2 separate regions of the Homo sapiens genome follow, and region 2 is linked to region 1. Evidence: chromatin loops called from intact Hi-C (ENCODE). Cell type or tissue: dorsolateral prefrontal cortex. All regions are shown on one strand.

Evidence for each region. A loop is a pair of places that touch in the nucleus more often than their neighbours do. Peaks named below come from ENCODE experiments on the same cell type or tissue, not always from the same donor. Only the 100,000 strongest peaks of a DNase experiment are listed, where the experiment ranks them.
Region 2: a loop joins it to region 1, with 12 times the contacts of the local background. A loop is called at or near these places in 104 of 110 quality-filtered maps.

What each region holds. Positions count from the first base shown.
Region 1 is chr15:57,524,235-57,532,234 of GRCh38, reverse strand. CGNL1 (cingulin like 1) reads right to left here. Exons shown (of 19, transcript NM_032866.5): 12 at 7,484-7,654; 13 at 3,420-3,581; 14 at 456-545. Among named protein-coding and RNA genes, the nearest start is that of GCOM1, 64 kb to the left of the region's middle. RefSeq lists an enhancer at 4,362-4,945. In dorsolateral prefrontal cortex, CTCF peaks have their summits at 4,354 and 4,555 (motif pointing right); a DNase peak (open chromatin) is centred at 4,638; H3K27ac peaks cover 3,687 bases.
Region 2 is chr15:57,336,407-57,344,406 of GRCh38, reverse strand. No RefSeq gene overlaps it. Among named protein-coding and RNA genes, the nearest start is that of LINC01413, 21 kb to the right of the region's middle. In dorsolateral prefrontal cortex, CTCF peaks have their summits at 3,359 and 3,561 (motif pointing left); a DNase peak (open chromatin) is centred at 3,526; H3K27ac peaks cover 573 bases.

The sequences.
Region 1 (8,000 bases):
GCCCTTCATTTACAAGACACCTGTGGATACATGTAGAAACTTCTAATGATAGAATGTGCTTTTAATGACAACTTACCCAGTTGTACGCCTAGAGCCTGGAAATGGTGCTAGACGAACTGTATATCAACATTTAGAAAGCCCTTCACTCTTTCTTGACTAGCATTGGCACTTTCTTAATGAAAAAGATGAAATCAAAACCTAAAAACCTTGAAATGATGCTAGGTATAGATCAGGAAATAATCTGACCAAGGAGTAAAATTTAAAATCTAAAATACAAGTAATCTGGTCAAAGTCTCTCCTAGAAGCTCACTATGGTGATGACTATTCAATCTTCCATCAATTTCTAGATGGCATGAATTTTTCTCTCCTGGACTTAACTGAAGCCCCAGGATTAACCCCTCATGTTCCTTTTTCACACAGGACAATCCACGCATCATTCACCTATAGAATAGTACCTGTTCCCTGCTCCTACTGATCCTCTCAGACAGCAAATCTGAGTTGTTTCTCTCTTCTTCCAGTTCCATCTCCAGTTGAGACACCTTGTCCTAAGAAGGAAATCACAAACACAGTTGACTTAACTTGCACTGACCGGGATTAACAGCAAAGGCTCCCCCACAGAGAAACAATCCTAAGGGCAAATGAGAGCTAACTACCATTAGAGTTTGGAAAAACAATATATCTATTTCTTACATTGCCCAAAGCAGATATTTCTTAAACTATGTGTTTCATGACTTGTAATGTAAAATGTGTAACATAAAATGTTTATGTAGAAAACACATAAAAGAAGAAAAAACATTATCCCAAACCCTAATGCAAACACTAAGGATATTTGAGCATGTTTCTGTCAAGTCTCTGTTTCTCCCTGTGAATCAATAACTTTAAACAGATCTACCCAAGCCAGTGCCTGTTAAAAGACAATGTGGAAAAAACACTTGACGCTCCGGACAATCTTTTGTCTGCAAGAGCCTTGCAGGAGTCAATCTACAGCAGCCTTCTAAGCCTTCTAAGGAACAGCATGCATTTGCACGATGCACTCCCAAACCTGCATTGGATTAACCAAAAGACAGTGCTAACCAATTCTGTTAAACTCATCATCACTTCAGAATAATAATTGGTGGTTTCTTTGTTGGCTCCTAATCTAACCTAATTGAGTGTTCAGAGAAAAACATTTCAAAGCAGCTTTGTGTATGAAGAAAAGAGGCTTCTAACACAAACCACCCCACTTACAACTGGGGGTTGTCAGCCTTGAGCACGTGTTTCTCCTGTCACCAGCCAATCTGTCATAGGTCTAAGTAAACTCAGAGCCACAAATGCTAAAAAGCAATTGGCATTCCAAGTTTTAAATGTGAACCTGCAGCATTTGTATATAAATATTGTCTCTGCAATTGCCAAAGTGGATTGACAAGCAATGGGCACCTCTATCCCTAAATATTATTCTATTTATCACAATAAAACACCCAGGATTCTTGTGAGTGAGTGACTGTCTGTGAACGGCCCCCAGGTAGTGATCAAAACCTATAGGGAAGTTAGAAAACCCTCACCCAGGAGCCAAGCATCTCTAAGGCCAACTTGGATTGGAGCTGGGCCCTGCACCGAAGCCTCCTGTTTATTCAGTGGTTCCTGATGCCTCCAAGACCAGTCTCACTATAGTCAGACATCACTCAGGATCCACAAGAGCTGCATTTACATACAACAGCCACCTGAGTTTACAGAAAATGTCCGTCGTTAGGAGAGCTCTTGAGTCTTGAAAATTAATTTAAGTGCTAGTGAAGGAGCAGGCAAGACGTAGTCACAGCAAGACGGTCCTGCTTGCCGCCTCTTAGGGGACGAAACACCCCTCAAGCGCATCTCATGGTAGCAGGGTCTTCAGAGCCATTCATTTTGTAATTAATGAGAAAATAGCTAAATATTGCAAAGGGGCAAATGAAGCTTAGCTATGCCACTCCTTCTAGACCTAAGTCGGCCAAAGGAAACGATCTCTTTAGTCAGGATATAGCAGTGGAAATGACCTAACAACCCAATCACCAGCTAAAAGCACCTCTTTATAAGACTGTCTTCTTGCCTAAAAGCCATACTGCACAGAACCCAGCAGGAGTGTTAAGGGTGCCGGCCAGGGCCATTACTCCAAAGGTTCTTCCTCCACTGCCTGAAGGGGCTTTAGCTTGTTTTGAGCCAGGTTGTTTAAGGCCCTAGAATAATCAGTTTCTAGTTAAGTGGGTTGACCTTAGCTTGCCTTAGAATTACCTCCCCTAAAGAGATCAGAGCCAGGACATTAGCAAAATGTACAGCAGTCCAACAAAAGAGCAATAAAACTGTAATCAGGTTATTCTAGTCTCTAAAAGAGGCCCATCTAATAAAATCTTCAATGACTTAAACAACACTCCCTAGATATAAACAGCTACTAAGTCCCCTGGACGTTTTGAAAATTATTTCTGTTTATTTGCAAAGTTGAATCAGGAATTCCATTGATTTTGAATTTAAGCCATCTCTCCATGGCCTTGAGCACTGTCTTTTATCAAAACTTTGACAATTTTAACTTCTCTGAAAAGACTGAGACTATTTTTTAGTGTCTCTCTCAATTCCATTTTTTCAGTGTCTCTCCCTCTCTCTAAATTCTACTGGGGCGTGTGTGTGTGTGTGTGTGTGTGTGTGTGTGTGTGTGTGTGTGTGTGTGTTTCTGGGGGTTAGTTTTGCTCCTAAGAATTATTCTTTTTTAAAAGTTCAGATGGAGTGATTCTAAGGTTCTTCTTGTCAACCTCAGTGAACTGTTCACACTTAGATTCTGTTACTTCATTTACATTTTTCTAATATGTGGTGTTTTCAGCTTGTGACTAGATCACCCCCATCTGGTGAGTGCATTCAGCACTTTCTGATATGCTGTCTTGGACTATGTACATACTATGTATACCACAGTAAATTGAGCCACAGTGTGCTGCGAGCTCTGGCAAAGCCCAATAACCTCTAAGGGAAAATGGGCCAGAAACAGGAAGCAAGAATGGAGAATGTGGTGTGGCAAATGAAGAATGATGATTCCTAGGAGGCTCCTCTCTGGACATGCAGCAGTCTGGTTCCTTCTAGTTAGCTGGAAGCACTGCCCCAAAGAACAAACAGAAAAGGAACTATCTGTGCCCTTAGGCAAAATCACCTAATGTCCCTGAGAATCTGTTCCATTTCCTCTCAAGACAATGAGAATGTTAGACTAATTTATATCCATCATTCCTTCTAGCTCTGATGTCCTGAGTCTATAAATGACTGGCCCCTTCCTTCAATCAAGAAATAACCTCACTACACCCAGCTGTGGGAGAGAATAAAAATCCAAGACTTCCCAAAGGCTGAGCTGAGAGCAAAGAGGCTGCTTCTCTCGTGGCCCAGCCTCGCTCTCTGCAGGTCCCCCAGCTCACACTGTACGGCCCACAGACCTCCATCTGCTTGACCAGCCTGCTGCGGTCATCTTTGAGGTGACTCTTGGCTTCCAGCTCATACTCCAGGTCCTTCAGCGTCTGCTCCAGAAGCTGCCTTTTTGTGAGTGCTTCATCCTGAGCTCTCTGGTAGTCCCGTAACTCTTCCTCCATCAGACGCATCTAGGAGGAGAGACAGCTGGGATGGTTTTCTGGGGTGCATCAAGAGCATAGAGACCTCCACAGACAGTGCACAGGCTGACCCCACCAAAAGGAAGATCAGCTGGACTCCCACAATATGGGAGATCAGAAGACCTTGAGCAAGTCCTACCTCCCTCTGGGCCTTACTTTCCTTTTTGTAAAAAGAGGAGGTTTTCCAGCTACAGGCAGCAACCTATTAGGTTACAAATTCTATTTGGTAGATATTGACCAGCATTTTTTAATTAAATAGAACAGAAAAAAATAGCAGAGTATTAGCAAATATTGATTTGCAAATCTTTTGTGCTAGACATTCATATATTTGTGCAGATGCGTGTATTCCTGGGTTGCAAGATATAGTTTTTTTTTGTCTTTTTTTTTTGAGATGGAGTCTTGCTTTGTTGCCCAGGCTGGTGTGCAGTGGTGCGATCTTGGCTAACTGCAGCCTCCATCTCCTGAGTTCAAACAATTCTCCTGCCTCAGCCTCCCAAGTAGCTGGGATTACAGGTGCATGCCACCACACTGAGCTAATTTTTGTATTTTTAGTACAGATGGAGCTTCACCATGGTGGCCAGGCTGGTCTCGAACTTCTCAACTCAGGTGATGCCCGCCTCAGTCTCCCAAAGTATTGGGATTGCAGGCATGAGCCACCGTGCTCAGCTGAATGCAAAATGTCGTTTTTACTAGGTCATGTTAAAACCTCTCGAGAGCCCCTTAACTAAATACATGTTTCCCAGGGGGTAATTTATTGTCTACCTGTATCACTGTCACCTCAAAAGAGGTTTCAACTCAGTGAAAAAGAACACACAACTGAATTAATGACCGCAAAGCAACCTACTGGCAAAAAACCTAACAACATACACAGGCACATTAGGGAAAGCCACTGCTTTGTAGAAGAACATGATTAGCTAGCTTAATTTATAATGTTGTTGTTTTTTCCATCCACAAGGTGGCACTCAACTAACAGCTTTGAAGAAAGCGCAACAGACAAAACAGCTTGATTCACAAGGGCCAGTCAGTGTCTTGAACTTCTCTAGAAGCTCCCTGGGGAGACCAGCCAGCTCAGGGCACAGTAGGTCTTCCTTAAACATCTGTGTGGGCTGATCTGGTGAAGCCGCAGGCTGTCTGCTTTGTTCTAAGTGTCCTACCCTCTTGGAGTTGGTACTAGTATTGAGTAGAGCTAGTCTCATGAATAGAATAATACACCAGGGGGTCTGTTTCCTTCAGAGTATATGAAAGTGAATGGCCATCTCCGCTACAGAATGCCACCCTTCTGCAGTGTCTGGCACAGAAGAGTTGGAAAGCCCCAGTAGTTGAGGACAGCTTTGGAGAACCCGTGGAAAAGCTTGAGGAAATGTGTTCTTCTCTGGGAGGCTGACAGGAGCACTGGGCATTTCTAAGAGAACAGCCTAGCCTTGAAGATGACATCTCCAGATGAAGACCCACATCTGGTTTTAGTGGTTACCATGACAGAAAGTACATGAAAGCACAGAATGAAAATCACCCCATGGAAAACAGTGATGGGACATTTTCTGGATACAGAGGATGTGCTATATTCCAGAGCGTTAAAAAAACAAAAAACAAAAACGCTCTATGACTCAGTTTCCTCATTCACAAAATTGGGATAATTATAAAATCAGCCTTCTAAAGCTATTATGAGAATCAAATGAGATGATACCCAGAAAGAACATGAGTGTGAGGGTCAGAAAGAATGACAGGCAAATGTGCAGCCTGCGTTTCCTTCCTGTCCCCCTTCCCAATGCCCAGCGTGCCCTCCTCCACTGCTCAGCACAGCCCCACCTTCCACACCCAGCAGGTCCCTCCTAACACCCGGTAAGGGCCCCATCATACTCAGAGTCCTTGACGAGGGCCGGCAGAAGAGATTAACTAGCATGGTGTCTGTGAACAATGTATCCTGAATCATAAGCAAGCAAACAACTTTTGAACTTCCTAGTGCTACCTTTAAGTAGTTAAAATCACCCTTTGCTAAAAGAGATGTAGAAAATAAACTGAACAATGGTAATCACTAAGTCTCGATTCTCTAAAGATCATGCTTATCAGAGGTAGAATGGGTGAAAAATGCCTATTTCTCTCAAAGCAAAGGCAGCCACTATTACAGCACTTAGAACGGACTCCTGTAGCTTTTGGGGTTTTTTTTTAACCAAGATCTTCAACCAGCTCAATCAAAACACAAGCAGAGGGGCAGTGAACAGAGTTGAGCCTGAGTTTTTTAAGGATCCAGAGAGACCTTGGCTTGTTAATTCACTTTTGTTTTAAACAACTCCATCACTCTACCAACTTAGTCAAGGGTGGTATCTCACTGCAGTTTCCCTGCAGAATGATGAGGTGTCCATGTCTGTTGCTCACATGGAAACAGTGTCTCACAGGGCTGCATCAGTGAGAAAAATCCAGGAAGGGCCATCTTTATTTTCCTTGCAAGGAATCCTTTTTTTTTTTTGTTTTGGAAGGACTGCTCTTTTATAAACAATACTGGTCTCCATCTGGCCTTAACTAGTCTCTCTGGACCTCAGTTTCCTTATCTAACTAGAGGATCTCTATGTTTCTTTCCAACCCAAGGATTCTATCATAAAAATCATTATATAAAACGCAACGGGAAGTACTTTTCAGGGGTCATTGTGACACTGTGATCTTCTGAAGTCAAATCAGACCAGGTGCTTGTTGGTGTTCTGGCAGATACCTGAATCCTTCTGCCTCTGTGCTGTAGTAATGAATGTGATTTTTTTTTTTTTAATACCAAAGAGAACTGTGATGTCAGTGCGCTAATTTCACTGCTTACTTGGAGTCCTGTATCACATAACCCTGAGCCAAAGGGGATCCATTATCAGGGGCCTTTCAAGAGTGTTCTAGAAGCCTGCAATAAATATCTATTGTTCTTTTACACAGTTTCAGCACTGACTCATGGGTGACTTTTCTTTGATCATCAAAGAAATTAAAGTTTGTTTTTTAAAGAAAAAAATGTTTTCCTGTGGAATCTTGGTGCTCTCGGCACTGTTCATGAAAAATAAGCCCCTAAAATTAAAGAAAAGGAAATTAATATTTATGAAGTGTCCGGGATGTACAGACTCGCTGCTACACAGTCTCACATATTAACTCATTTAATTAAGTCACTAATATTTGGTATATTTTTAAAGAGGTAGAAACATATGCTCAGAAAACTGGGGTTAAGTTGCTCAAGGTGACCCAGTTGGCAAGAGGTATAGCTAGAAATCAGCATAGGCTGTGCTTACATTTTGAAGCCTCCGGCTTTCCATTAAAACAATCAAAAACATCCCCTTTCTTTTTCTCAGTTCTTGAGAGGCCAAGCCTGAAGGGAGCTAGCATTTGGGTTTCTTTGCTCAATTATTCTTAAATATAAAACGAATGTTTTAATCATTTCAATACTCATAAATTCCTGAGGATTTCTTTTACTCGCCATTATTGTTGTTGTGAAACTCTTGTCCGCCACCCTCATGCCAATAAAAGTCTGTATTTTCAAAAATCAATGGCCAAAAAACAGTCAGTTACTGTAATCCCTATTCTAGGATTAAATTAAAACATGAAAGCATATAAATAAATCATCTGGACACAGCTGGGCACATCATGGCTGCTCCATAAATGGCAGCTAAACATTTTAGGCAAAAAATTATAGATTCATCAAGAAAATGGTCAGGTTAAAGCTGTGTCCATTTAGCCTCACAGTCCGCCGGTGGGTCCTTTGTGCTCCAGAATGCCATTTGCCCACGGAACCCATCCAGAAGGTGAAGAATGAAGAGTCAAGCACCAAAGCTGTCTCACGAATCTACCCCCAAGTCCCTCACAGAAGACTTTCAGGGCAAAGGATACTTTGAATAAGGGATAAAGGAAGAACTTATCTGGCCAGGCATTACCTCATCCTGCATTTTCATGGCTGTCAGTCGGGACTTTTCTGCCTCCAGCGTTTTCTCCTTCAACTGTCTTTGCATTTCTGCGAGCTCCCTGCGGTTTTTCTCCTTATACTCATCCAGCTGGTTCTGGAGCTCCAGGGTTGAGGTACGGGAGGCCTCAACAATGTCTGCCATCTAGAAGAAGTGACACGGGTGTGAGCCCACCCTGGGATGCTCTGAGACCAGGGTCTGGGTCCCATTTCAACACACAGCACATCTCCTCTTCTCCCTTTCTTCTATGGCCCCCTCAAAGATGGCCCAGCACCTGATCCTGAGTCAGCCAGGTGTGGGCACCTGTGACTTGGAAGCAGCATGGAGGAGTGAGCAGGCACGTCCTTTGGAGCCAGGCACACAGCCTCAGGGTCCTAGGGCTGCTGTGCCACTTACCAGTACATGACTGGGGCACGTCGTTAACCTCTCTGGGCCCTGGCCATGTCCACACTGGAAACACCGAAATCATATCTACCTTACAGGGTTGTTG
Region 2 (8,000 bases), 190 kb after region 1:
TGCAAAGACCAGCGGGGGTTGGAGAATTTTTCTTTTTGTTCTTTGATATCAAATTAATAAGGTTTTATTGTAGGAGAAGTTGAGGTACCCGTATGCAGTGATGCCAGTAGAACATTGCCTGCCAAGTAATATTGCTCTAAAACAGTGAATTTTTCTCCCTGGCCTGAGAACCTAATACATTTAGAGCTATAAATTCTAGAGGTCCCCCCACCCCCACCGCCCAAAATATTTTCTTTGCATGTTAGAATCTAGTCTACATAAAGCCAATTTTTGAAAAAGTGCTATTCAGTCCATCAACTATTTATTTAAAAACAGTTAGTAGTTAACTATTGTTTTCAAAATAGAGCACTGGACTGGGCTCGGCGGCTCACGCCTGTAATCCCAACACTTTTGGGAGGCCAAAGTGGGCAGATTGTTTGAGTCCAGGAGTCTGAGATTAGCCTGGGAAACACAGCAAACCCCATCGCCACAACAATAAAAAATAAATACAAATTAGAGCACGGGCCAAGTGTGGCCTCCCGTGTGAGGTCACGGGTCAGCCTGGCCTCTGATCCATCTCTGAGTGGGGAGCCCAGGTGGGATCTGGCTTCCTACAGGCCTGCCCCATCCCCTGCCCAGCTGCAGCATTTGTTCCTGCCCACAGGGGTCTTCAGTCCCTGCTCCAGGTCCTTGTCAATTTCACTGTGGCTGCAGGGCCCTGGGGGTCACCTCACCATCTGGCTGGCCTTGCCCAAGTCCCTGGGGTTGCCTGTACTTGTTTCTGACGCTTCCATGAGAGCTCAGCTGTGGCTCAGGGGCCAGCCACGCCTGCTCATTTATCTTCCCAAATTGGAGTCCCTGCCAGAGCCCAGCTTTGGTTAGCACGGGCCAGTCCTGTCTAGAAGACGGGGGACTCTCTCAGGAGGATGACTGTCACTTTTAGGCCACATACAGTTTTGTAGAAACAAATGAACCTGTTTGCAATTTGAAAATTCATTATCCTCCCTTTTGGTGCAAAGAGCTACTTTAAGAAGACAGGTACAGATTATTCTGGGAAAAGGGATTTATCATTGAAAGAAGCTGTCTTAGCTCCCTCTCTCCTCATTGCCTCTTCCCTGTCAGCCTGCACAACTCAGGGTATTCATCTGCTGGGGCTGCCGTCATGAGGGAACAGCCGGGGTGGCTGAGCACCAGTGCTGGAGGCCACAAGTCTGAGATCAGGGGCCGCCGGGGTTGGTCTCTCCTTGGCTTGTAGATGCAGTCTTCTCCCTGTGTCTTCACGTGGTCCCCGCTGTCTGTGCGTTGTGCCCTGATCTCCTCTTCTTATAAGGACACCAATCATATTGGATTAGAGCCCATCCACAGGACCTAAATTTTTCCCTTAACTCTTTTCCTGTTTGCCCCAAGAACACTCACCAGCAGCTCTTGCGGCTGCAGCGTTTACCCCAAAGTAATTTGGTCACAAAACATCTCCCTTTTATTATTTTCACTTTGCTTTAGTGTATCAACTTTGGAAACAAAAGACATCATTCTACGTATAAGACATCATTCTAGGTATAGCGTTCTGTCTTTAGTAGTGGCATTTCCATTTAGAAAATATAGTAATTCTCGATCGCTGAAAATGTCAAATCCGAGAAAACATAGCATTCCTATGTGATCATTCTCAAAGAGTTGTTGGCCAAAGATTCATTTGATTAATCCTATTTTTCTGAAATAGACGATTCTGATGATTGAGATGATTTTGATGTTAGTTCTGTTTACACATAACTCCAAGAACAGTTTTTAAATTTTACTTTCACATTGAAAATCAGTCAGGTTGGTTTATGTAAAATTAAATGAGCTCTGGCCAAGCACGGTGGCTCATGCCTATAATCCCAGCACTTTGGGAGGCTGAGGTGGACAGATCACTTGAGGTCAGGAGTTTGACACCAGCCTGGGCAGCATGGCGAAACCCCGTCTCTACAAAAAATACATATATATTAGCCAGATGTGGTGGTGCATGCCTGTGGTCCCAGCTTCTCAGGAAGCTGAGGCAGGAGAATCATTTGAACTTGAGGGGCAGAGGTTGCAGTGAGCCAAGATTGTGCCATGGAACCCCAACCTGGGCAACAGAGCAAGACTCTGTCTCAAAAAAAAAAAAAAATGCTGGCAGTGGGCTGCACTTTTTTTTTTCCTAAACAGGAAAAGGGTTAATTATTTCTTTAAAGAACCTAGCACCAAATACAGTCACATTCGGAGGTACTGGGGGTTGGGACTTGAACATATGAATTTTGGAGGGGCACAAGGCATCCCATGACACATGTGGGAACCGGTATAATCTCTACAGAGACTAGAATTTAGATTTAACAGCTTGAAACAGCTTCAAGTTATTGGTAACATACAAAACAAAAACAATTCAAAGCCCTTTACATTCAAATTATTGAATAAAAAATAACTATTTCTACAATGTATAAAAGGTATGCTATGTTTATTAGTCTTACTTGTAGCTAATCTACTTTTATGTTTCCTTACAGAAAATTCTTGACATTTTATGTTTCCGTGTAAGAGATTGTACAGAAGGCAAATTTTTGTGTTATGCAATAATAATACTCTAATACAAATTCTGTTATGAACTTCATTGTCACTATATTTAAATGTCATAGCAATTATTTTTATGTGGTATTTTCAAATAATCTAGATTTCATGCAGCATTATAAAACTAACTGGGGCTGGGGACACTGGCTCATGCCTGTAATCTCAACACTTTGGGAGGCCAAGGCGGGCAGACTGCTTAAGCCCAGGAGTTTGAGACCATCCTGGGCAACATGGCAAAACCCCGTCTCTACAAAAAATACAAAACAAAACAAAATTAGCCAGACATGGTGGTGCACGCCTGTGGTCCCAGCTACTCAGGAGGCTGACACAGGAGGATCACTTGAACACGGGAGGCAGAGGTTGCAGTGAGCCAGGATTGTGCCACTGCATTCCAGCTGGGTGACACAGCGAGACCCTGTCTCAAAACAAAACAAAACAAAACAAAAACAAAACAGAAAACAGTGTGAGAAGTGTTCATTACCCACCCACCCCCACCCCCAAAGCTTTCCAAGCTCCCGACCCCATACAGAGGCAAAGGATGCACTGTGCAAAGCTGCCTGCCTGGCCCCAAACGTCCAGTCAAACCCACCACTGCCCTTGCATGACTTCTGACCCCTCCACCTTCAATCTAGACCCCACACCTATCCCACCATCATCTCAGGCCAAGGGGGACCTTGATTAAAGGTTTCCTTCCTGTCCCTGCACCTCCAGACAAGAGAGTGCAATGTTTTCAGAGACAGATCAGATCCTGTTAAAACATTTAACAAGGTCAAGATAACTTAAAATAGTTACCAGACAAAAATAGATGGACTAGTACATGGACAGCAGCTAACTGAGACATGGGATGCTACGTTTCTTATTCACACATCAGATCTTGACATCATATTAGTAAAGGTGTGGGGCGGGGACATGCCATGGCCAGGGTGGGGTCGCAGCTGGCCAGACTGAGCTGGCCCTTCTGTTGAGTTGAACCTTGGGGATATGCAGCCGCTGTGCAATGGTGCCACCTGATGGTACTTTGTAGAATAACCACTCTCCTAGTTTTTCTTCATCTTTAAGTTCCTAAAGAGAGACTGAAATTTCAAATTGGTTTCCTTGTTGTCTATTATTGTCAAATGAAAAGTGCAAACGTTGGTACTCACCTCTCTTGATTTTTATCTGTCTAAAAAATGAAATCTCAGCTATATTCACTGATATATTATGGAAAGAACACTGGACTTAAGGGATTTGGGTTCAGATCCCATTTTCGGCAACTTACTAGTTATAGGATTTGGTAAAGTTACTCAACATCTGCATGCCCATTTTATGATCTGGAGAATGGAAATAATAGGATTCTTGTGAGGATTACAGGAGGTGATATATGCACATCTGCGTCCATAAATCAAGCCTGGGTGTTGTGGAGGTGTGTGTCACCATCATGCATTCTCTGAAGGAGGCTCAGCCAGCTCTACCTTTAATGGCTGGGATTTACTTGTCTTTTGGTTCCTTTCCACCTGTTTGCCAGCAGAGGCTAAGGTTGTGATGGAGGCCATCTCTCAGCAGATGAGTTGAGACCATCCTGGGCAACATGGTCAGGACCACCCTTGGGCCTCTGTGCAGGGCAGTGCCCACCCTGATGCCTACGCTGGTCAGATTGAGAGCATAGACATGGGGCCATGACCTCCATAAACCCCCACCCAGTGCCACATGGCAGCCCAAGGAACCCTCTTAGCCCTGGGTTCTTCGTCTGTAAAACGAGGCTAACGTAACAAGGGGAGCTACTTAGTAAAACAAAAAAAAAAAAACTAAACTACAATTCGTCTTCTGGGATGTTTTGTTTTGTTTTGTTTTGGAGTGTTATTTGGCTGCTGTTTTACTCTATATTCCCAGAGACAAATGAAGCGTAAGAGGCTGTTCTTGCATTACTATAAAGGAATACCTGAGACTGGGTAATTTATAAGAAAAGAGAAGTTCTTTTGTTTTTGGTTTGTTTTGAGACAGAGTTTCACTCTTATTGCCCAGGCTGGAGTGCAATGGTGAGATCTTGGCTCACTGCAACCTCTGCCTCCCAGGTTCAAGCAATTCTCCTGCCTCAGCCTCCTGAGTAGCTGGGATTACAGGCATGGGCCACCATGCCCGGCTAATTTCGTATTTTTAGTAGAGACAGAGTTTCTCCATGTTGGTCAGACTGGTCTCAAACTCCCAACCTCAGGGGATCCGCCTGCCTTGGCCTCCCAAAGTGCTGGGATTACGGGCATGAGCCACCGTGCCTGGCTAGAAAAGAGGTTTAATTGGCTCACAGTTCTCCAGGCTGTAAGGAAGCATGGCCCCAACATCTGCTCATCTTCTGAGGAGGCCTCAGGAAGCTTATGATCATGGCAGAAGGTGAAGGGGGAGCAGGCACGCCACATGGCAAAAGCAGGAACAAGAGAGACAGCTGGTGGTGGGGGGTGCCACAGACTCTTCAATGACCAGGTCTCACAAGAATTCACTCACTATGATGAGGACAGCACCAAGCCATGAGGGATCGGCTCCCATGATCCCAACACCTCCCACCAGATCCCACCTCCATCACTGGGGATCACAATGCAACCTGAGATTTGGGCGAGGACAAATATCCAAACTATATCAAGCATCTTCCTTCCCCTTTCTCCCTTCCCCTCCTGATTCTGGGGAGAAGAGGCTGCTGTGTGTTTCTGAAGGGCTGAGTGTTCTCACCCACCCCCAACCCCCCAAGTAAAGAACTCTTATGTTTCAGGCCCATGGGGTGTGGGGAGAGGTGGTCCCAGAGGAGCAGGGCGTGAGATTGGCAGCTTTAGTTGAAGAGGCTGGGATAGATAGGGGGGCAGGGGTGGTGGTCTCAGCAAATGGTGAGGAGTGAGGGGGAAGGGTGTCCAAGGCTGCTCAGGGGGTGGAGCATGAATACCCAGAGGCTGAGCTTCAACTCATCAGCACTGCTCCCGGGGACCACAGTGACTGAAGAGTGAACCTCTGAGCAGTGCTCAGGGCGTCCTGAGGCCCGGAGAGCCAGTTCTCTGAATGGTGCAAGACCCTGTCAGGTCCACAGGACCCCAGAAGCCAGGAAGCACAACAAATTGGATTTCCGCCCATGCTGAGTAGATGGGAGCTAGAAAACCAAAGAAGGCCAGGTGTGTTGGCTCACGCCTGTAATCCCAGCACTTCGGGAGGCCGAGGCGGGCGGATCACTTGAAGTCAGGCATTTGAGACCAGCCTGGCCAACATGGTGAAACCCTGTCTGTATTAAAAATACAAAAATTAGCTGGGCATGGTGGCATGCACCTGTAATCCCAACTACTTGGGTGGCTGAGGCATGAGAATCTCTGAACCTGGGAGGCAGAGATTGCAGTGAGCTGAGATTGCACCACTGCACTCCAGCCTGGGCGACAGAGTGAGACTCTGTCTTACAAAAAAAAAAAAAGAAAAAAGAAACAAAGAAACAAAGAAAAAGAAAATCAATGGCCCTTGCGCCAGAGTGTCTTGGAGGGAGTCCACACTGACACGCCCACGGGGGGAGCTGCTGAAAGCATTCCCCAGTCCAGTGCTGCCCCGTGAGCACCGCCACCTGTTTCCCGCTTTCCTGGCCACCGTACATACATTTGTTCATGTTTATAGACTCTGAATATAGAGACCCCACACAAGAAGAGAAAGGCTCAGAAAAACAATGTTATGACCTGCTTCCTGAGGCACCCTGCCTGCAGGAAGTGCTTTTCACAGCAAGAAATTCTGACTCCAGGACCCATATTTTTAGCAGGAACATGGTCAGTCAACACACATCCTCTAGGCCTGCCCTGGACCAGATGACCAGGAGGAAGCAGCCGTGAGTCACAGGGAGAAAGCCGGTGGCTCTGACAGGGACGCCTGCTGCTCCGCCGGGGAACAGCTTTCCCCTGGTTTCAGTTAGAAAGGTCAGGGGACGCCTGACCACACAAGGCTCACGGGAACTGTGGAGGGCGGCCCCTCAGGCCACAATCAGCAGGTGCCCACCATGGCTTCTCTCCTGGCAGGTGAGGACTTCAGTTTTTCTCCATGGCTTGGCTCACCTGTTCTCTTATTCTCAGAGCCATAATCACCCTCCTCCTGCCCCAGCCTGGAGCTCTCTGAGACCCTCCACTATAGTAACCAGCACAGCCTAGAGAGGGTAAATCCTCCGGTGCCCCCAACATCCCACCTTCATGTTGCAGCGAGGCCCAAAATGTCCCAGAAGAAAAACAAACTCCATCGCACACCAAAAACCCACCAAAAAACGTGAAATCACCTTCATAATTTGGGAAGTATAAACATAGTTCTATTTGTTCTGTAACGTATTTTTCATGATCAGGAAATGAAGACAAAGAAAGGCTTTGGGAATTGTTTTATGGAGAGGACACCATCTTCCAGGTCCTGCCAGCTCAGGGCTCCCATCTTTCAGCCCCTCCAGAGCTGAGCCCGGAGGGCTGGGGCCGCCCTCTCCCTGCTCCTGAGCCACAGAAGCCCAAGGCTGGCCCTGAAGACCTAACAGCCTCAGGCATTTGCAGCCCCCTTGGCCTAAAAGGGCTGTTAAGAGAGGTGCAGACGTGGGCCCTGCCCATTCACCCTCAGAGGAGGTCGCGACTTCCACCCCAGCAAGAGTACCCCTAGGACTGTGGAGTGCAGAGGACAGCGACCGTTGACTAGGTACCTGGTGCAGGGTCTTGCCCTCCCTCCCTGTAGCCCGATATGGGAAGGGCCACAGTCCAAGTCCATGTTCATGCTGCTCCTCCAGGAGGCCTTCCCAAACATCTTCTCGATGCCGAGTAACTCACAGATCCCATATAGAAATAGACCTTGGAAGGGATCTCTCTTCTTGCAAATGAAGAAACTGAAGACCAGAGATGTACCTCAAATCACACAGCGAGTAACCGGCAGAGCCAGGAGGCTCCTCTGCCCCCAGGCCAGAGAGGGCTTGCAATCTGGCTTCCGAGCAGTGGTTCCCAACTCCCGGGCCATTACAATCACCTGGGATCCCCACCAGTGGAATGACTCTCTGGGGGTGGTGCTTGGAAGGCTGGTGGTGGTGAAAGTTCCCCTGGTGATTCTCATGCAGCCAGATTGGAGAACCCTTTAGATTCAGGCATGGAGGTTCCACCTGGTTCCAGATCACATGGCCATTTGGTCTCAAGAAAGTCACAGCCCTCCTGAGTCTCACTGGCAAATTGCTACGTAATAACACGCATCTTCTTGATAAGGAACCGATATAAGGATCCAGACCCTGGACCTCCTCAGGAAAACAGAGCACGCATTATAAGATACAATCGAATAGGAGAAGTTTTTCATAAGCTTGGAGGGCTATGGTTATTGGATTCAAAAGAATAGTTTTCTCTCTTGTCACATAACAATTTGAAAAGTAGTAATACCCATTCTTTAACAGAAGTGTATTTGGGGCCAGTTGCGGTGGCTCACACCTGTAACATCAATACTTTGGGAGGCCA